5 separate regions of the Homo sapiens genome follow, and regions 1, 2, 3 and 5 are each linked to region 4. The links are chromatin contacts, found by Hi-C or POLR2A ChIA-PET in ENCODE. All regions are on one chromosome and are shown on one strand. Each heading gives the region's core, a stretch centred on a gene start or an enhancer-like site at or near the end of the contact. The rest is flanking DNA. Distances are from core to core; before and after follow the strand shown.

The links. A loop is a pair of places that touch in the nucleus more often than their neighbours do. ChIA-PET counts read pairs that join two places held with the same protein, here RNA polymerase II (POLR2A). Pooled maps may share reads with other maps.
Region 1: a loop to region 4 is called in a pooled map, with 15 times the contacts of the local background. The contact joins the promoter of DLEC1 here to the promoter of UBP1 in region 4. A Hi-C loop is called at or near these places in 2 of 168 maps with a recorded cell type or tissue (B cell and naive thymus-derived CD4-positive, alpha-beta T cell) and 10 of 50 pooled maps. POLR2A ChIA-PET finds 5 or more read pairs at or near these places in 3 of 52 experiments (CD4-positive, alpha-beta T cell, activated B cell and endothelial cell of umbilical vein).
Region 2: a loop to region 4 is called in a pooled map, with 4 times the contacts of the local background. The contact joins the enhancer-like site here to the promoter of UBP1 in region 4. A Hi-C loop is called at or near these places in 5 of 50 pooled maps.
Region 3: a map of naive thymus-derived CD4-positive, alpha-beta T cell shows a loop between it and region 4 (31-fold over the local background). The contact joins the promoter of OXSR1 here to the promoter of UBP1 in region 4. A Hi-C loop is called at or near these places in 1 of 168 maps with a recorded cell type or tissue (naive thymus-derived CD4-positive, alpha-beta T cell), 1 of 37 single-sample maps with no recorded cell type and 12 of 50 pooled maps.
Region 5: a loop to region 4 is called in a map of B cell, with 22 times the contacts of the local background. The contact joins the promoter of ACAA1 here to the promoter of UBP1 in region 4. A Hi-C loop is called at or near these places in 2 of 168 maps with a recorded cell type or tissue (B cell and naive thymus-derived CD4-positive, alpha-beta T cell) and 9 of 50 pooled maps.

The regions. Positions count from the first base shown.
Region 1 is chr3:38,037,754-38,041,513 of GRCh38, reverse strand. It overlaps DLEC1 (DLEC1 cilia and flagella associated protein), which reads right to left and starts at 2,306. Exons shown (of 37, transcript NM_007335.4): 1 at 1,878-2,306. The coding sequence starts at 2,288. RefSeq lists enhancers at 1,512-1,741, 2,032-2,241.
Region 2 is chr3:36,891,183-36,894,916 of GRCh38, reverse strand. TRANK1 (tetratricopeptide repeat and ankyrin repeat containing 1) reads left to right here. Exons shown (of 24, transcript NM_001329998.2): 6 at 1,933-2,016; 7 at 2,577-2,715. Among named protein-coding and RNA genes, the nearest start is that of TRANK1, 52 kb to the left of the region's middle. Within about 2 kb of position 1,721, at least 13 of the 41 ENCODE cell types and tissues checked have a DNase peak (open chromatin) inside an H3K27ac peak, as active enhancers do.
Region 3 is chr3:38,163,930-38,167,800 of GRCh38, reverse strand. It overlaps OXSR1 (oxidative stress responsive kinase 1), which reads right to left and starts at 2,264. Exons shown (of 18, transcript NM_005109.3): 1 at 1,855-2,264. The coding sequence starts at 1,924. LOC101928234 (a long non-coding RNA gene) reads left to right here and starts at 2,325. Exons shown (of 5, transcript XR_940733.2): 1 at 2,325-2,404. RefSeq lists silencers at 1,770-1,819, 1,870-2,259 and enhancers at 1,491-2,106, 2,500-2,599, 2,870-2,999, 3,150-3,229, 2,390-3,589.
Region 4 is chr3:33,439,001-33,442,630 of GRCh38, reverse strand. It overlaps UBP1 (upstream binding protein 1), which reads left to right and starts at 2,226. Exons shown (of 16, transcript NM_014517.5): 1 at 2,226-2,895. The coding sequence starts at 2,783. RefSeq lists enhancers at 1,248-1,537, 1,748-1,937, 2,269-2,768 and silencers at 2,088-2,247, 2,308-2,417, 2,468-2,787, 3,018-3,067, 2,987-3,221.
Region 5 is chr3:38,135,771-38,139,827 of GRCh38, reverse strand. ACAA1 (acetyl-CoA acyltransferase 1) reads left to right here and starts at 2,701. Exons shown (of 12, transcript NM_001607.4): 1 at 2,701-2,963; 2 at 3,143-3,236. The coding sequence starts at 2,793. MYD88 (MYD88 innate immune signal transduction adaptor) reads right to left here and starts at 1,167. Exons shown (of 5, transcript NM_002468.5): 1 at 800-1,167. The coding sequence starts at 1,127. RefSeq lists enhancers at 444-573, 1,074-1,483, 643-1,586.

The sequences.
Region 1 (3,760 bases), core at 1,057-3,556, 4.6 Mb before region 4:
ATTTCTGCAATTTTAAAACTTCAAATGTTTAAATTAAATTTCAGCTTCTAAATTAAGATTTTTATAATGTGGGCCAGGCACAGTGGCTCACACCTGTAATACCGGCATCTGGAGAGGCTGAGGTGGAAGGATCAATTGAGGCCAGAAATTTGAGACCAGCCTGGGCAACATAGTGGGACCCCATCTCACAATTTTTAAAAAATAAAAATTTAGGCCAGATGTGGTGGCTCATGCCTGTAATCCCAACACTTTGGGAGGCCAAGGTGGGCAGATCACGAGGTCAGGAGATCGAGACCATCCTGGCTAACACAGTGAAACCCTGTCTCTACTAAAAATACAAAAAAATTAGCCAGGTGTGGTGGCAGGCGCCAGCTACTCAGAAGGCTGAGGCAGGAGAATGGCATGAATGTGGGAGGTGGAGCTTGCAGTGAGCTGAGATTGCGCCATGCACTCCAGCCTGGGTGACAGAGTGAGACTCCATCTCAAATAAATAAATAAATAAATAAATAAGCTGGGCATACTGGTGCACACCTGTGGTCCTAGCTACTCCAGATGCTGAGGAGGGAGGATCAGTTGAGCCCCTGATGTTAAGGCTGCAGTGAGCTGTGATCACATCACTGCACTCCAGCCTGGGCAACAGAGCCAGACTCTGTCAAAAAAAAAAATTTGTAATATGTATTACTTTTTTTCTTCAAAAAAAGGGATCACTATTTGCCAATTCAGACTCTGGTATAGTGGCTACTTATGGGACAGATACTGAGAAGATAGAATCCAGTGAACTGGGTGACTGGTCATGGGGTTTATAGGTTTATAATGCTCCATATATTCTGGCTCATGTGAATGACAGGGATGTGAGTCTGAAGTTCAAGGGCAAGGTCTGGCTGGGTAGGCTGAAGTCTTAGCAGAGTGAATGTGGTGACCCACGAATCACAGAGTACAGGATCCCAGCCAGGGGCTCTGGCTGCACTTTAAGAAGCCTATAACCCGTGGAGGCGGCGAGACTGGTCCTGTAAGTATCTCACATACTGTATAGGTATTCATTTTGTTAATGTCTATCTACCTCAGTTAGGTTGAAAGCTACAGAGGACAGGTTGCGTGTGTGAGTGTGGGTGTGCCCGAACACTGGCGTTTTTATTCACTGCTGAATCCCCACTGCCTAGAACAGAGTATGACACCCAGCAGACATTCAACAAATGTGTTAAGTGAAGGAATGACTGAAGCTAACGACGTGGGATGCATGTCACTTAAGGGGCAGGTAGAGGACAGAACAGAAAGGAGAAGAAGAAGATCTGAGAGGCAGGAAGCACACCGGGGTAAAGGATCGGGTATGGGAGGAGTGCCCACAAGTTTAAGGGAGTCTTCAGTAGTGTGGCCAGCAGAGGCCGACTCAGCACAGAGGCCGCGAGTCAGCTGGTTTTCTCCTTGTACAGATGAGGAAGCAGAGTTGCTGTTCTAGAGGCTAGACACGCTTCCTAAAATCTGCGCATGAATGGCCCAGTCAAGATTGTGGTTTGTGATACAAAGGCACCCCAAAGCCGGGTGACTTTTGGCTTTATCCTCTCCATGGAACAACTATTCAGCGGTCTGCCGCAGTCGTTCATTGATATATGCAATATATAACGTATGTGTCTAGAGAAATATAGACAGGTGCTACAGATATATGCCGCACGTTGTGTGGTATGTGTGGTATTTGCGCATGTGTGTGTATGGATAGAGCGTCCTTCCACTAGAATGTCGGGCCCACTTCGGCATGATGGGCTGTTTCTCAACTGCAGCCCCAGATCCTGGAACAGCGCCTGGCACCTGGCAGGTGCTGACGCGTGCCGAGCGCTGAGACCCCGGCACCGTCCGCAGACGCGACGCCACCGCCACGTTACCTGCTGCAGCTGGTCCACGAACTCCTCGTGGCGCTCATTCTCGCTGCCGCGGGCCTTGATCAAGCTTGCGCTCACTTCGTCGCCGATGACCTCGGCTGAGTACAAGTTGCGGAAGACGCCGGTGAGCAAGTGCGAGATATCTTGGGTGCGCAGCGAGGAGGGGCGCAGACGAAGCAGCTGAGGCTCGGGACGCTGCGCCAGCGCAAGCTGCGTGAGGCGGCGGGGCCGGGCTGCGAAGCTGTAGTGGAAGGCCTCAGAGTAGGCGAGGGAGGAATACAAGGAGGACTTCCAGGTGGGCTGGCTGGGGCTGCTGGACCCGGCTGGTGGCGAAGTTGGCGCCCACATTGTCCCCTGGCACTCGTTGGTCCGGGACGCTAAAGACCTCCGCGTTTTGGAGCTCCTGGTCTCCATGGCAACCGAGACGCCGCTAACTCCCTGCGGCACTTCGGCTTCCGGCCTCACCCCTTCCGCCTTGCCTTTCTCTCGGATCCCGTCATCGCTGTGGTCATTGTAAACATTTGTGTCTTCAGCATTGTCCTTTTAAAAGTGAGCTTACTAAGTGTGAGGACCCATGAAGAAAGGTTTAATTGACACAGCCAGGCCTATCTGCAAAACCTTGTACCTAACTACCTACCTTCATCCATTCTTTAATTTGTTAAGCAACTGTTCATTCACTCATCATATTTATTGTGTAAAGATTGTGTTTCAGGTCTGTGCTGATTGCTGAAGATACCAAAGAAGTATGATGCTGCTTCTGCCTTCAGGAAGTGCACAGTCGTGTATGTGTGTGTTTGTGATGATGGCGGTGGGTGTGGAGGTAAAAGTAAAACAACTGTACTTTAGTGGGTTAAGGCCAAGGTGGAGATAAATATTGGTTGTCATGGAACTACAAAGGAGGACAGGAACTTAGTCTGTAGAAGGAGCGATTACTTCTTGGAACAAATGAAAACCAAGCAGAGATTTCAAAGAAGGAGTAGACTGAACATCATTAGTCATCAAAGAAGTGGAAATTAAAACCACAATGCAGTACTACAGTTAGTAGAATGACAAAAAACAAAAAAGTACCTAAATAAGAGCGTGTGTGTGGTGGCTCACACCTGTAATCCCAACACTTTGGGAGGCTGAGGCACGAGGATCACTTGAAGCCAGGAGTTTGAGACCAGCCTGGGCAACATAGGGAGACCCCATCTTTACAAAATATTTAAAAATGTGGGAAGGACGGAATGAAATTCAGGAGGAGTGGAACTTAAAGAGTGTGAGGGTGGAGGAATGACACTGATAGGTTAGGGCCAGATCATAAGTGGGTTGGTAGGCCACAATAGGGAATTTGGACTTTATTTTGAGGGCAGTAGGAGGTTCATCAAGGGTCTTAAGCTGGGGCATGTCATGGTCAGCTCTGTTTTACTAAGATCATTCTGATTGCTATGAGAATAGACAGGAGAGGCAAGAGGCATCAGGAAGTTCAGTTAGGAAACTAGCACAGAAGTTAGGAAAGAGATGAAGGGAGATTGGATGAGAGAGAGGGAACTGGATTGGAGATAGATCCAAAAAGTAGAATTGATAAGACTTGCTGGTGGATAATGGGAGGTAAGAAACAGGCACCAAGAATGACTCCCAGGTATCCTGTGTGTGCAATCAGGGGGGTGATGACAGCATCACTGAGATGGAAAAGAGGACTGCATTTGTCCAGGGCAGCAGCATAACATCACATTGACTGTTGTCATTTGCACACCATGGCTTTTGCTCACAGGTGATACAACCAACCACTTTCTACTCCACACTGAGTTTGCTTGCCTTACATCCTGAAACCCACTTCCAGAGATGAGTGCTAGCATGCTTGCCCACACACCTGGGCTACTTCCACTTCTACTTCTCTTGGTTGG
Region 2 (3,734 bases), core at 472-2,971, 3.5 Mb before region 4:
GTGCCCAGTGAATAGTAGTCGTCATTGGTGATAGGCTATAAGTGCTCATGAGAATGGGCTGGCCAAGCTACGAATTTGGTTAGAACAGCCCTCCTGGGCTTTCAAAAGCTGGGCAGTCCAGAAAAGTCACCAAAAACAAGGGCAACCTATTAAGGACTCCTGATCCTAGCAGGTTGGATGACTTTAGAATAGAGAATTCTTAAATTTTGGGCAAGGTAATGGATTCTGTTGGAAATCGAATGAAATCTGTGGGGCTCTCTTGTCATGCACTGACAATTATGTGTATAGTTTCAGGGGGTTCATGGGAAACCTCCTGGAGTCCAGCCATGGGCTCCCTGAAGCTTACCCCTGTATTAAAAAATCTTGGGAGGGCAGGCAGCAGGGTTGAGGAAGGCAGACTGAACTCTTGGGGAACCAGTAGTCAGAAATCCAGGGTCCCATTAAAAGACATTTGAGATATTTTCTCCTGGGATAAGGTAGCTGGCCTAAGAGATTTATAAGGATCCTTCCAGCTTTATTTTTTAAAAAGTTTTGAAATTCTGTGATTCCAAGTGCTAGGGTAGATCTGTGAGCAGGAGGCCTTAGGCCTCATTAGCAGGAAGATAGTTTAATTTACTGCACTCAGGGAAAGAACCTTGTCCTCTCTTCCCAGTGTGGGGTGGATATGAATAGAGCTCCATGGCCTAGGCAGAGAATGAGAGAATGGGAGACAGGCAACTCCTAATAGATTATTATCCCAGCCAGTCAAGGGAGGGCCCAGGAATCCAGCCCAAGTGGCAGGTCCAACATCCTACCTGCAGTGAGGCTCTGGTAATTCCCAAATACTGCAGACAGAAGCATCTTTTAAAAGGCCAGCAATCTGCCCACTAGAATGCTGAACTTATCATGTGGGGTTGAGTGTGGGCAGCGAGGCTTGTTTAGGGCAAAAAGTTAAGAATGGGCATCACAGAGGTTGCAGTGAGCTGAGATTGCACCACTGCACTCTAGCCAGGGCAACAAGAGTGAGACTCTGTCTCAAAAAAAAAAAAAGAATGGGTATCAATCTGAAAGAAACTAGAAGTGAGATGTGGCCATGGGCTCAGTTCCTGTGGTCCTAAGTCCACTGGCAAAAGCCATACATGAGAGAGGCTGGAGCTGAGACTGGGTCTCCAGTCATGGTCATAACAGAGCCGGGAATTCTTAGATCTGTTAGCATACCTGAATGATCTCAGTAGGGGCTTCTCAAGATGTGCTGTGAGACCTGTGAAAACTGGCTTAACTTCTCTGGGATTTAGTCTCTTCAGCAACTTTAGATAGGGTCAGTAGTTTAACAACTGGGTCTCTGAAAAGAAAAGGTCCCGATTTGTAGCATTTGCTAACTTTGGTAGTATAAATACTCTCACCATGGCCAATTTCCAGCTACTAATATGACATACAAGACTTGGAGTTAGGAGGAGATGTGCATCATCAACTCAGTAGCTGATAGGAGCCGGCTGCAGCACACCATTGACAGGGTCTAATGGGCTCCAAGTACTTGGGGCTTTTAAAACGCTGATGTGAGGAATAATTGATTGGGATGGGATATTTCTAAAGGATTTGAGTCTTCCACTTGCTAAGCCTTAAGAACTTGGCAGGGAATTACTCTTTTTTTTTTGTAATCTCATTGCAACTATGCTGTGAAATGCTACATGACATCATCTGCTCCTGTCCTCAGCAGGCTTTGAGGAAGTGTGGAGGGGCCTTAGTCCTCAGCAGGAACAGGAAGTTGGCTAGACAGAGACTTTAATTGTCACAGCAAATAGCTGAAAAACTTGGCAAGCACTTTAAAAAAAGACAAGGCTAGAGAGTGGTTTTTTTTTATTTGCTTGTTTTAAAGCTTAAAATAACTTTTTTGCTTTAATAACCTATGTGGAGAACATTATTATTCCAGCCTTTTCTGTCTTCTCCCACCAGTCATTTCTGCTTCTGTCAGCAAAAAAAGACCGATTACCAAGAAATATTCATGTCCCAGAGTTATCACTGAAAAGTCTCTTTGAGGTAAGGTGATATATATATCTATATATATCTATATATATATATATATATGTTTTGTTTTGTTTTGTTTTGTTTTGAGACTGAGTCTCGCCCTTTCGCCCAGGCTGGAGTGCAGTGGCATGATAGCTCACTGTAACCTCCTCCTCCTGGGTTGAAGCAATTCTCCCTGCCTCAGCCTCCCGAATAGCTGGGATTACAGGCGCCTACCACAGTGCCCGGCTAATTGTTGTATTTTTTGGTAAAGATGGGGTTTCGCCATGTTGGCCTGGCTGGTCTTGAACTCCTGACCTCAGGTGATCGGCCACCTTGGCCTCCCAAAGTGCTGGGATTATAGGCGTGAATCACTGCGCCTCGCAAGGCGATTTCTTGAAACATACACTTCCTTGTGTCTTGTACTTTCTCCTTCAGCTGCCTTACCACAAATTTGTTATTTATAATAATCCTAGGCTTGGACCACAGCTAATCCAAGTTTTACTGATTCCATACTTTATGGGTAAAGGAGTTTGAAGCTTCATATTGATTAGTGACTTCCATAATTTGTCCTGTGTGTTTTTTTTCCCCAGAAATACGTTTTCATTGGACTTTATGAGAAGATGGAACAAGTGCCCAAGTTAGTCCAGTGGCTCATCTCCATTGGTGCAAGTGTTGAGACTATAGGACCGTATCCCCTTCATGCCCTCATGCGACTCTGTATCCAAGCCAGTGAGTCTTCTCCCAGTTTTCCACCCTCCAAGCTGCCCTTCTAGCCTAGTTCTGGAACTCTGTTGAGCTCAAGTGAAACTAGAATTAAGCCACTTGAATGCAGACCATTTGAATATTCAAATGATCTGATTATTCAAATGAATGAAGCAGCAGGAAAATAGTATCATTTTTATCTTTCCTGGCACCTAGTAGCTGCAGGAGGTCCAAACGGAAAGGATTCTGTGACTCTAGGCAGATCCTGGCAGGAGGATGGAGCCCTGGGACCCATGGAAGGGACTTAGGACAGACAGCTGTTGCTGGGCAACACTCCCAGGAGACCTGCAGAGTTTCCTCCTTCCGGCATAGGCAGCTTTGGTCTATTTCTCTCGGTTCATTTTCACTCTAGGGTTGACGGCTGTGTTGTGGGACACAGAACATAGTCCCTTGGCTGGGGGTATCCCAAGGGAGACATGAGCTGTTGCTGATACAGTTTGGCTGTGCTTCTTTTAAAGGACTGCTATTTTCATGAAATTCTTTTTTAAGCTTTGCCATCTGGTTATAGGCTTTAACTTTAAAAATATTTTTATTTTATCATTAACACACACATATGCACACACTCACACTTTAGATAGAAGTTTGTTTTTCTTTCCAAGCACACGTAGCAGCACTGTGGGACATTCACCCATAGCAGTTTAGTGCCAGAAAGGGCCGAGAGAACTTGTCTAGTCTACCTCTTGTAGGCTGTATCATCTCCCCAGGAATGGGGGTGTGGGAGGTGGCCATGGGCTTGAGGCCTGGGACCCCTGTCTTTGCTTTAGCCAGATTTGTCCTGGTGTTATTCATTTCATATAGTGGGGAATTTATAAGAGATTTTTTTTTTGAGACTGAGTCTCACTCCATTGCCCAGGCTGGGGGAGTGCAGTGACGTGATATTGGCTCACTGCAGCCTTTGCCTCCTGGGTTCAGGCGATTCCCCTGCGTCAGCCCCCCGAGTATCTGGGATTACAGGCCCCCGCCACCACGCCTGGCTAATTTTTGTG
Region 3 (3,871 bases), core at 1,015-3,514, 4.7 Mb before region 4:
ACTCTGACTGGGGGAACCAGAAGCAATCAGTCCAGACCGGGAACTAGCTGTCTTTAGAACCAACGAATACATGTCAAAGACCCAATATGTAGCAAGGACACAGGCCCATGAAGTGGCTTAAGCAAAGATGTGATGTCTTTATTTAGTCCGAGTTGTTTTGTTTTGTTTTTGTTTTTCCTATACGAACCAATATTGCTTTAAGCCCAGATTGTCTTAAAACAAGAGGCAAGTAAAAACAAAAATTATTTCACGAAGTTCTTTTTAAACCCACAGTGAAATAAACACTGACACCCCCAAGGCAGCTAGGAAGTCTTCAGTTGGTCTTTGTTATAAAACTAATTTTAGGGCAGGATGCTGGCAAAGCAGATAATTCGCCTTCCTCCAATACACAGGTGTCTGCTCATGTCCGTTGGATTGAGCCTGTATAGCTAAACATTTTGATTTCCAAGGTCACTGGGTTATTGTTGTCCAACAAATACTCCCCTCATCCCCAGTCCCCAGCCTCCTCCCAATCCCTAGGCTTCTGTGAGAATTACAATCTATGTGCAAGTTTTGGTCTCTGCCAACTGGTATTCCTGGACCCCCTTCAAATCTTTTCACACACCAGCCCAATTTATCGGATCACGTCAAGGCACTATTTGAGGGCCTCCAGTGATACTTAAAATTCCAAAATCTGTACCAAAGCTGAGAAGATCCCTAAGATCTGGCTCCTCCCTTCCCTCTCTATCCTTGCCAGCCTTCCTTCAGGTCCTAAAACAAATCAAGCTCTTCCCTTACTCAAGGCCACTGCATCTCTATATCCCTCTGTAAGGAAAAATCTTCCCGAGGCTCTTAATCCTCACTTCTCATGCTTCAGGGCTCAACTGAAATGTTATCGCCTCAGAAAAAGAATTTTCCTTGAAATCACCCTAAGTAGATCTCCAGGTTATTCTCTATCAGAACATCTTGTTTATCTCCTTCATGGCACTTGCCAAAGCCTCTTCAAATTTTTTTTTTTTTTTTTTTTTTTTTGAGTCAGAGTCAGGGTTTGTCGCCCAGGCTGGAGTGCAGTGGCGCGATCTCAGCTCACTGCAAGCTCCGCCTCCCGGGTTCAAGGATTCTTCTGCCTCAGCCTCCCGAGTAGCTGGGATTACAGGCGCGCACCACCACACCCAACTAATTTTTGTATTTTTAGTAGAGACGGGGTTTCACCATATTGGCCAGGCTGGTCTCGAACCCCCGACCTCGTGATCCGCCCGCCTCGGCCTCCCAAAGTGGTGGGATTACAGGCGTGAGCCACCACGCCCAGCCCTTCTTACTTCTTTTTGTCTTCTTATTTAATGTCTACCTCCCCGACTGGAAAGTCAGTTGGAAGGAGTCGTAAGTTGGGTCTCGGTTGCTCAGCGCGGTTCCTGCAGCTTCACCTGGAGGATCCCCAGTTCGCCCCAGCACGGATGGAGGAAAAACTTAAAGCTCCCTATCTATCCCACAATCCCAGAAATCGATGGCTGTGCCCACTTCAAGATCCCATTTCTCACACAGCCTCGGAAAGGCCTGTCCCACACCTGCACTTTCTTTCTCTACAAGACACATGGGCCGCTCCTGTCCACACATTTGAGAATCCTGTACACAAATCTCTCCTGAGCCCCCTCAAGCCTCACCCCACCCCACGCCACCTCACAGGCGCGCGCCTCAAAACCCCCTTCCCGTCTCACACGCGCTCCTCGACACAAGCGTCCTACAAGCCCCCAGCCCCACAAGCGCCCCACGAATTCCTATGAGGGCTGCGCTCCCCGAGCTCCCGCGGCTCCCCACGTTCCCGTGTCCCCCGCCTCCCAGCGCCGCGCCTCCCCCCTCCGCAGCGCCTGCTCTCACCGATCACCTCCTGCAGCTCGTAATCGTCCCTGTTGATGGACCAGGGCAGGGCGCTCGAGTCCTCGGACATGACGGCGGCAGCGGCTCGCGGTCCTCCCTCAAACTCGCTGACCTCGCTCGTCTCCTCGCCGCGCGTCTCCCCACCCCCAACAGCCGCCGCCGCCGCCGCCGCGCCCCCACCAATCGTCTCGGAACAGCCACGGGTCGGACGGCGCCGGGGCGCGGGGTCACCGCGCGGCAGAGCAGCGGGGGCTCAGAGCTCCGGCGGACCTCGCCTCCTGCTCCTCCGAGTCCGGCACTGCCCGGCCCAGCCCACGTCCTGTCCTCGGCCTCCGCAGCAGCAGCGACAGAAGCTTTGCCTGGGCCCAGCCCCTCTGTCCCGCCCTCCACCCCAGCCCCACGCACGGGCCAAACTTTCCCCTCTTCCTCCACCTGCCGACACGCAGCGCGCTGACGTCACTGCGCTGGTCACGCCCCACCTCGGGCCCGCCTCCGGCCGCCATCTCCAGTGTGGCTGGATGTAAAGTGAGCAAGCTAGAAACCCGAGAAGGTAGGAGTTCGCGGTGAAAGGGAAGAAGTGCTTAGGTAGAGGTTCATCGAAGGCATCGAAAAGCCGTAGGAGAGCCTCAAGTAGCACAGAGGCAGTAGCCACACTAAGCATGGCGACCAAAGGGCAGCAAAGTAGAAGGGGCAGAGCCACTTCTAGCGCCTGGGGCACGCTGCTGTCTCCGTCGTCGCATTCATTGGTTTGTTTGAGAAGGAATCAGAAAAGCAATGGGTGTGGGTAGACGTCAGTCATAAATTGGTCCCGCCTCCAGGCTCTTAGCGCGCTTCTCCGTGTTAGGGCTGCAGCCCTTCAAGAGCTCCGTTACCGCGCTCGTCTTACCACTTCCTCTGGAGTGACGTCACGGCGTAACCGTCACACCCTCGAGACGTGCGAAAGGCTCTACAGGGTGTGGAGAAACCCTGAGGGAGCGGCTGGGTGGGGTAGCCTTTGGGTGTGGACCACTGCCAACTAGGATAAAAGGCCTTGGGCCACTGGTCGGAGTGAAACTGGAAGTTTGCCTGGTGACATTTTTTTCAAGGCGGACGTTCTCTCTAACGCTTGTCGCGGCGCTGTCTCTCGCGGGTCCACCCTGCACTGGGCGGGTTCTGTCCATTCGCAGCTTTAGATCTGAAGCTCAAATAAGCACCTGCCTTGAGGGACTCGGGAGGTTGTCTTTCTTCCCCCCGGACAGGGCTTGGGGTATTAAACAAGTGAGATCGACCCACGGATTTGGGGGTTGTCTCACGGGCGTTGGCTTTTGTCGCCCCCACTGAACAGTTTTCTCAGTTTGACTACGTACGGCCGTTAGAGAAATTAGCGAGCTGAAGACTGAACACGCTTGGTAAATTGGATTTTAAAAAATAATGAGCATCCAACAGGGATAGGGCTAGGTGCGAAACTGTTCTAGGTTGGACACCTTTCAGTCCAACGGCAGTCTTTAAGGAAGAGACCTTAGGCCGGGTGCGGTGGCTCACGCCTGTAATCCCAACACTTTGGGAGGCGGAGGCGGGCGGACCACCTGAGGTCAGGAGTTCGAGACCATCCTGACCAACATGGTGAAACTCCCTCTCTACTAAAATACAGAAAAATCGCTGGGCGTGGTGGCTGGCGCCTGTAATCCCAGCTACTAGGGAGGCTGAAGCAGGAGGCGAAGGTTGCAGTGACCCGAGAGCATGCCACTGCACTCCAGTCTGGGCAACAGACGGAGACACCGTCTCAGAAAAAGGAAGAGACCTTCACCTAGGCCCAGCTGAGACGGAGCAGGGACCCCTTTTAGGGCCTGCAGGCCCTCAACCATGGAAATAAAGGAAAATCTTGAGTTACTTCAAGAGAAATTCCCGGCACTTAGCTAGCCTTGAAAAGTTAATGAACCCCTTGATAAGCAAGAGGGCAGTAATAACTTTAAACATTAGCCAAAGAAACTAAAATAACTGGATGTTTGGTTCCCTATAAAAACTAAAGATAACATCA
Region 4 (3,630 bases), core at 977-3,476:
AGAACTCTAATTTTTTTTTTGTTTTTTGTTTTTCGTTGTTGTTGTTTGTTTTTCTAAGGACAGGGTCTCATCTTGTCATCCGGGCTAGGGTGCAGTGGCACAATCATAGCTTACTGTAGCCTCAAACTCCCAGGCTCAAGTGATCCTCCTGCCTCAGTCTCTCTCAAGTAGCTAGGACTACAGGAGCGTGCCATCATGCTCAACTAATTTTTTTTTTCTTGTAGAAGCGGGATCTTGCCATGTTGCCCAGGCTAGTCTCCCAATTGCTGGCCTTAAGCCATCCTCCCAAGCTTTAAGTCTTGGTCTCCCAAAGCGCTGGGATCATAGGCCTGAGACACTGCCCAGCCTGAGGCTCAATTTCTAAATATTTGACCCAGTACTTCCTTAGGGCACAGCCTGATTGAAAAATTGATGGTAGCTTGTACTTTTACACTCTCTCCAAAAACCAGAGAATTATCTTCCCCCAATTCCATTTCTCCAAATTTTCCAACAACTAATAGTAGGCCTGGCTAATCTGGTTATAGACTAGGTTATGCAAGTGAGGTGAGATCATGGAATGAAGACATATCTGAGACCCCCAATGAGACCAATGTTTCCCTTGACTATCCAATTGTTTGTGCAGATTTATTTGTAATAGTGGAATGGAGCTTCCTGAACTGATGGCCAATCTAATGTTTTCGCCTGGAATCAGAGAAATCTGGATTAGTCAAATAGCCCCGGTTTACCTGCTTACTGTGTGACCTTGCACTGTGTAATCTTTACACATTTTCACCTGAATTACCTCATCTCTAAAGTATGGCTTTATCAAATGAAATGTTTGCAAAAATGTTGTGTAAAGAGAAAAACATTCTCCAAGTTAATTTGTGGTTTTTTTTTTTGGAGACCGAGTGTTGCTCTGTCTTCTCCCGGGTTCAAGCCTTACTCCCGCCTCAGCCTCCTGAGTAGCTGGGATTACATGGGCGCGCCACCACATCCAGCTAATTTTTGTTATTTTTGGTAGAGACGGGGTTTCACCATGTTGGCCGGGATGGTCTCCTGACCTCAACTAATTCACCCGCCTCGGCCTCCCGAAGTGCTGGGATTACAGGCGTGAGCCTGTAAGTTAGTATCTAAATCACACAGGCGTTGAGACTATTTTTTTCTGGCTCAGTGCCACTGCTTTATTAGGCTGACATTTTAATCTATGTATTTTTGCACTTAAACTGGCAAGTTGGGGCGGGGCGCTCAGCATTTGGGTCTTATTCTTAGGCAGTAAGTTCGATGCAGGGCGAAGCCCGGGCCTTGACGTTCTCTTCAGCAAGGATTCCGCCCGTCAAGCGCCAGCAGCCGCTCCTAAGGAACTCTGATCCGCACACTGGCTCTGTAAGTCAGCCTCTGGCTCCTGCTTTCTATTTCATCTCTTCCGGTAAAAAGATTTCTGTCTTTTGGCCGCAGTGGCGCGTGCCCACGCTAGGTCGCTGAGGAAGACCCTTCGGGCCTTCTGAGCAGCGTAGCTGTTACTGTGGCACGTCCTAATGGTTCGGTCCAACTTCAGGAGACCGCCTGCCCTTAGGATGACCAACAGCTAGTTCAACTCAGGATAGCCAAGCTGCTCTCGGCAATGCAACCAATAGGGGAAGTCTTTCCAGAGCTCTTTCTCAGGAGCGTTGATTGGCTTATTCTCACGCCAATCAAGGTTTTCTGCACAACTGGCTTTTCTGTCACCAGATGGGGTGCAAACCGCTCACTCCCTCGGTAGAGAGGGCATAAAGCAGAGACGACCGGGAAATACCACAGAGGAGCAAATCACCTCCGGAAGTGGCGTTTTGGGTCGCTTTCTACCATGCAGTCCAATGAACTCTTTCTTTTGGCAACAAATTCCGTCTTCGAGCCCGCCCAAGGTGAAGAACATTTTGATTGGTTGTTTAGTCGGGGGACACAGAGACTCACGGGAGCTTCGTCCAAGCCCTTGCAGGTATTGCTCAGTTGGCCTGTCAATCATCTCGCTCGCTAGAAGGGGCGGAAACTGGCAGCCCTTTTGGCACCGCCTCTTCCTGGGCTGCTGTGCGGGGACGCAGCGAGGCCACCCCGGCTGGGAACAGCCGCGTGGGCGGGGCCGCATTGCACTCTCTGGACAGTTCCTGGGCCGCGAGGCGCGGGGAGTGGCCCTAAGCGCGGGGCTGTACGGGGAGGGCCGAGGCGTGGGGCGAACGCCGGGGCGGGGTCGGGGCGGGGCCGGGGGAGGCGGAAGCGGCGCGTGAACCTAAGTCGGAGTCGCGTTGAAGCCAGCGTCCGGCCGGCAGAGCGGCGTCGGCGGGGTTGGCCGGGGCGGTGTGGCGCTAGAGCCTGGGCGGGCCGGGGGCAAGGAGTCAAGGCTTGGGGGCGGGTGACGGGCGGGCGGAGGGCTTGCCCCCGTGTGGTCCTCGGAGCGGCCCGAGGTCCAGCCTCCCAGCGGTCCCGGAGGAGGATGCGACCGGGGGGCCCCGGGCGGGGCGGTCGGCGGCGGCTGCAGCGCTAGCGGCGCGGGGGCTGGGCGGCGGCGCCGGCATGAGGCGCAGGGCCGGTGTCCGCGGGAGGGTGGCGCTGCCGGCGGCCCGGCCGCTCCCGCTGCAATTGCTCGCTGGGCTCGTCGTGCCCTGCCAGTGGGGCCCCCGCAGCTCTCGTCCCGGCCGCCGCTGGTGACCACTCGCCGCCCCTCCGGAGGCTTCACCCGCGCCCTCCCCCAGGACGCGCCAGCGGAGCTCCGGCTCCTTCGCCCTGGACGCGGAGGCCGCGGTGTGCGGGGCGACGGCGAGGCCGGAAGATGGCCTGGGTGCTCAAGATGGACGAGGTGATCGAGTCCGGGCTGGTGCACGACTTCGACGCCAGCCTCTCGGGCATCGGGCAGGAACTGGGCGCCGGCGCTTACAGCATGAGGTACTGGGCTCCCTGGGCGGGGAGAAGCCTCTGTCTCCTTGGGGAAGGCCTGCGCAGCCCTGAGTCTCTGCCAGATGCGGCTGCTCCCAGAGGTGCGCGGGCCTCCTGGGCTGCGGGGTCGGAGTCCTGCCGCGTGGCGGTCGGGGGCCATGGAACCCCAAAGGCCTCTGCTCGCCCTGGTGACGGGCGGGTGGGGGAGGATGGCCCCGCAAGCGTCGGCCTCGGACCGCTCCTGAGTGCTTCATATTTGCTGTAAAACACGCCCAGCTATTAGGATGGCTTGGGTTGGTGGGGGAAGGGGCTTCTTTTCCTTATAAGTGATTTACAAGTCCCATTGGAGCTAGAATACACTGTACGAAAAGGCAGCACTTATATTGGGAGAATACTGTCTAGCGTTTTGGGATCAGTTCCTACTTTGTTGTCCTACATTATGATCTTTTCTGGCTGCAGATTTTAATCACTTGATGTTAGTAAATTATAATTGAAAGAGCAGCGGTGGGAGTAGCACTGTGACTTCGTTTTGTTCTTTTGATTGTCTCAAAGTGAAGTTTCTCATTTTGGAGACTACCCTCTCAGGCTGTTTCCTCTTGAGGGTTTTAAGATGCAGTGATTGCACCACAAATAATTGTTTAGTCTCTGCTGTCTGTACCAGCAGTCATTCATTTTAATATGGAGAGATTGAAACAGATCTGAGCTTAGTCTCCGCCCTTTATCCTTTTTAACTGTTAGGAATTT
Region 5 (4,057 bases), core at 1,452-3,951, 4.7 Mb before region 4:
GAGTGCCTACCTCTTTACCCACAGTCAGGATCCAGCCGCTGTCCCACCTCCTCTGGCTGGGTTGTTCTAGAGGGCTTCCCCAGTTCACTGGTGCCACGCGAAGCTCAACGGCTCTGAGAAGTTGAGCTCCCACTGGCTCTAACTGACCCAAAGGGATGTCAGTGGTGTTCTGGCTTTCTGGAAGGCCATCAAAGTCAGGTTTGTATCTCTGTCCCTTCCTAGGGATCCTAAGAATGGTACCAAGGTAGGTCTGCTTCTTCTGGGATCCAGGGCAGATGTGAGCAAGGGGCTGGGCATGCCAGAAAGGCTCAGGAGACCCACTGGTTATGGTGCAGTGATTCCAACTCAGCAAGGTGTGCCTGTCTGTGGGCGGCTGTATCCAACGCCTATGCATGTATATTATGTAAGTGCCAGTGAGTAGAAAGAAGGGCTGCATTTCCCCAGGACTTGAGGTTTCTAAGACAGTCCACTGTCAATCGCCCCACCTGTCCTGTTGCTCTACTTGAAACAGCCCAGATGCCCCCACAGAAGCCTGATTCTGACTCCTGGCCCTACCTGAAAGCCTCTGCCTAAGCTGCTTCCTTCCCATCTCCGCCTATCCGGACCTTTCTCCAGTCCTTCTTAATAACCGCGACCGGTTATTAAGAAGGAACGGGACCCGCATGGTTCTCCCTCTGCAGGCTTCTTCGGGCCCCCGAGGCAGGAAATGGGGTCTCTCCATGGGAGACAGGATGCTGAGGCCGCGGAAAGTCAGCCTCCTCACCCCCCAGGTACGAGGCCAGGAAGGGGACGTCCTCACCAATGCTGGGTCCCAGCTCCAGCAGCACGTCGTCGCGGCCCAGCTTGGTAAGCAGCTCGAGCAGTCGGCCTACAGAGGCGCCAGGGCGTCCCTGCCAGGCGTCCAGCAGCCTGCCAGTGGGGTCCGCTTGTGTCTCCAGTTGCCGGATCTCCAAGTACTCAAAGTCCATCTCCTCCGCCAGCGCGGTCCAGTCGGCCGCCACCTGTGTCCGCACGTTCAAGAACAGAGACAGGCGGCGCCGCACTCGCATGTTGAGAGCAGCCAGGGGAAGGGAGGATGTGGAGGAGACCGGGGCCGCAGACCCCGCGCCGGGACCTCCTGCAGCCATGGCGGGCGGTCCTGGAGCCTCAGCGCGGTCGGGTCGCATTGTCTGCCAGCGCTTCCTCTTTCTCCTGCGGCACCCGCCCCGCCCCGCCGGCTTTCGCTTTCCGAGAAGCGCCGCCCTGCCCTACAATCTGGAGCCCCGAGCAAAAGTGCGGAGGCGGGGGTGCCCACCTCTACCCTTGAGGTCTCGAGGCGGGTGATGTGGGGGGCGTAAGAAGTAGGAATCTGCCTTTTGAGATCTGGAGAGGTCCACGGCACCGCCCTCGAGGGTCTGGTGATGGTGCTAGTAGGTTGGCGGCGGAGTGAGGACGACCCTCCTTCGGGGGTTGTAGGAAACGGGCCTTGCTTTTTGGGATCTGGTGGAGCCACAGTTCTTCCACGGAGGAATCTGAGGGGTTCATACGGTCCTGCCCTCGAGGATGGCGAGGAGGGGACAAGTGGGAAGGCACCAGCTCTGCCCTCCACTGTCTCTGGGGAACACGCAATCCTGCCAGTAGGGGTATGGGAAGACCCCTGCTGTGCTCCCCGAGGTGGGAGTGGGAAACGGACAGCTGCCTTCTGGAGCCTGAGGCATGCCGTGGCCCTGCCCTCGAAATGGTTGGGGACGTCATGACACTAGGTTGGGGAGCACAAGGCACCCTGTCCTTTGGTGTCTGTGGAAAGCCCAGCACTACTCTCCAGGGTCTCAGGTGAAGACATGGCCCTGCTATTGGGAGTCAAGGGGGCACGTGGCCTTGCCCTTTAGGTTTAGGGACACAGTCCTGACCTGGGGAGCCCTGGTTCATTCATTTACTCATTCGACAAGTACTTATTGATCATCTACTAAGTGTCAAGGGTGTCGCAGGCTCCCCGGATACATGGTACCTCTCTGCCTTGGTGGAGACCCCAGCCTAGCACGGGAAATGGGCACTAATAAAATCATTCCAATTGGGTGTAAAACTGGTAAAAGTGTGAAATGTTCATTCTCCAGTTAGAGAGCTTGTCACACCCCGCATGTCTGTAAAATCTGTTCTCCCGGCCAGCCCGGAAGCCCAAATTCCCTGTCTTCTCGAAAGAATGGGAAAGCCCAACCACGTCGGAGCAGGACTCGGGCGTCTCGGAAGTATTTAGGTCCCCCAGCTCGGGTACTGGGACCGGAGGGATAGCAGAGCCTCCTAGGAAGTGGGTAGAGGAATTAGAGCCTCGGCTTCCATCTCCAGCCCCCAAGCAGTAAGCGGTCCTGGCTGCCCAGCCTTCCGTTTGGCTGCGGGCAGGAGACAGGGATTTGGGGGTCAGGTCTCGGGTTTGGCTACAAAAGGTGGAAAGACTTCCGGTCTGCATTTCTGGGCGGGGATTCGTAAAGATACACCTTCTGGTTGGCTGCGGTAGGCCAAGGTAGGCGGGGCATTGAGTGGAAAGCTCGGCTGGGCGGTGCCTGTGGGCCCTCCTATAGAGGGCTTGGTAGGCGGTGGCGGGGAGGGGCGGGTTCCCAGGCCGACTCTCCTTGTGGTTGGCTGAGGCTGGAGGTGGACGGGACTTTTGGAGGGTCGCTCGCGTCTGTTCGCAGAGCTGTGGGCGGAGTTGAGGCCTTGGAGGCTGAGATGTGGTTCTGCGCGTGTGCGGACGGCTGTCTGTTAACTCCGCGGTCAGTTCCCGGACTGGTGGCTGGTCTGCAGGGTTGACCTGCGCAATGCAGAGGCTGCAGGTAGTGCTGGGCCACCTGAGGGGTCCGGCCGATTCCGGCTGGATGCCGCAGGCCGCGCCTTGCCTGAGCGGTGCCCCGCAGGCCTCGGCCGCGGACGTGGTGGTGGTGCACGGGCGGCGCACGGCCATCTGCCGGGCGGGCCGCGGCGGCTTCAAGGTGAGGCCCGAGGGTCTGGGCGCCGAGTGTGGGAAGACGCCGGCGCGGGCTGGGGTCCGGTTCGTATGTTTGGTTATCCTGGACGCCGGAGGCAGCTCCGCACCCAGCTGTGGTCGCTTTGTCTCCCTGGGGTGGGCATGGGGGAGTGGGGGTCACTGCGGCTGCTCTTTCTGCTGCAGGACACCACCCCCGACGAGCTTCTCTCGGCAGTCATGACCGCGGTTCTCAAGGACGTGAATCTGAGGCCGGAACAGCTGGGGGACATCTGTGTCGGTGAGCGAACCACTCAGGCCCTGCGCTGGGCCTTCCCCGTTCTTCCGTTCGTCCAGAGCTCTCCTCACCTCCCCGCCCCGAATTTTCACTGGGGGAACCTCCATGGCCTTGACCTTTGAAGGGGTCCTGCCCCTTCACACCTGTGGGTATTTCTCGTCAGATGGGAGGAGAGACTGAGAAAAGAAATAAGACGCAGAGACAAAGTGTAGAGTGGGCCCAGGTGACCGGCATCGGTCTCCGAGTTCCCTCAGTATTTATTGATTACTATTTTCACTATCTCGGCAAGGGGAGTGCGGCAGTGTGGGGGAAAGGAAGAGAGATCAGACTGTTACTGTGTCTGTGTAGAAAAGGAAGACAGAAGAAACTCCATTTTGATCTGTACTAAGAAAAATTTTTCTGCCTTGAGATGCTGTTAATCTGTAGCCTTAGCCCCAACCCTGTGCTCACAGAAACATGTGCTGTATTGAATCAAGGTTTGAGGGATTTAGGGCTGTGCAGGATGTGGCTTGTTAACCATTTGTTTGCAGGCAGTATGCTTGGTAAAAGTCATCGCCATTCTCCATTCTCGATTAACCAGGTACACAGTGCACTGCGAAAGGCCGCAGGGACCTCTGCCCAAGAAAGCCTGGGTATTGTCCAGGTTTCCCCCCACTGAGATTGTCTGAGATATGGCCTAGTGGGAAGGGAAAGACCTTACAGTCCCCCAGCCCGACACCCGTAAAGGGTCTGTGCTGAGGAGTATTAGTAAAAGAGGAAGGCCTCTTTGCAGACACCCGTAAAGGGTCGGTGCTGAGGAGTATTAGTAAAAGAGGAAGGCCTCT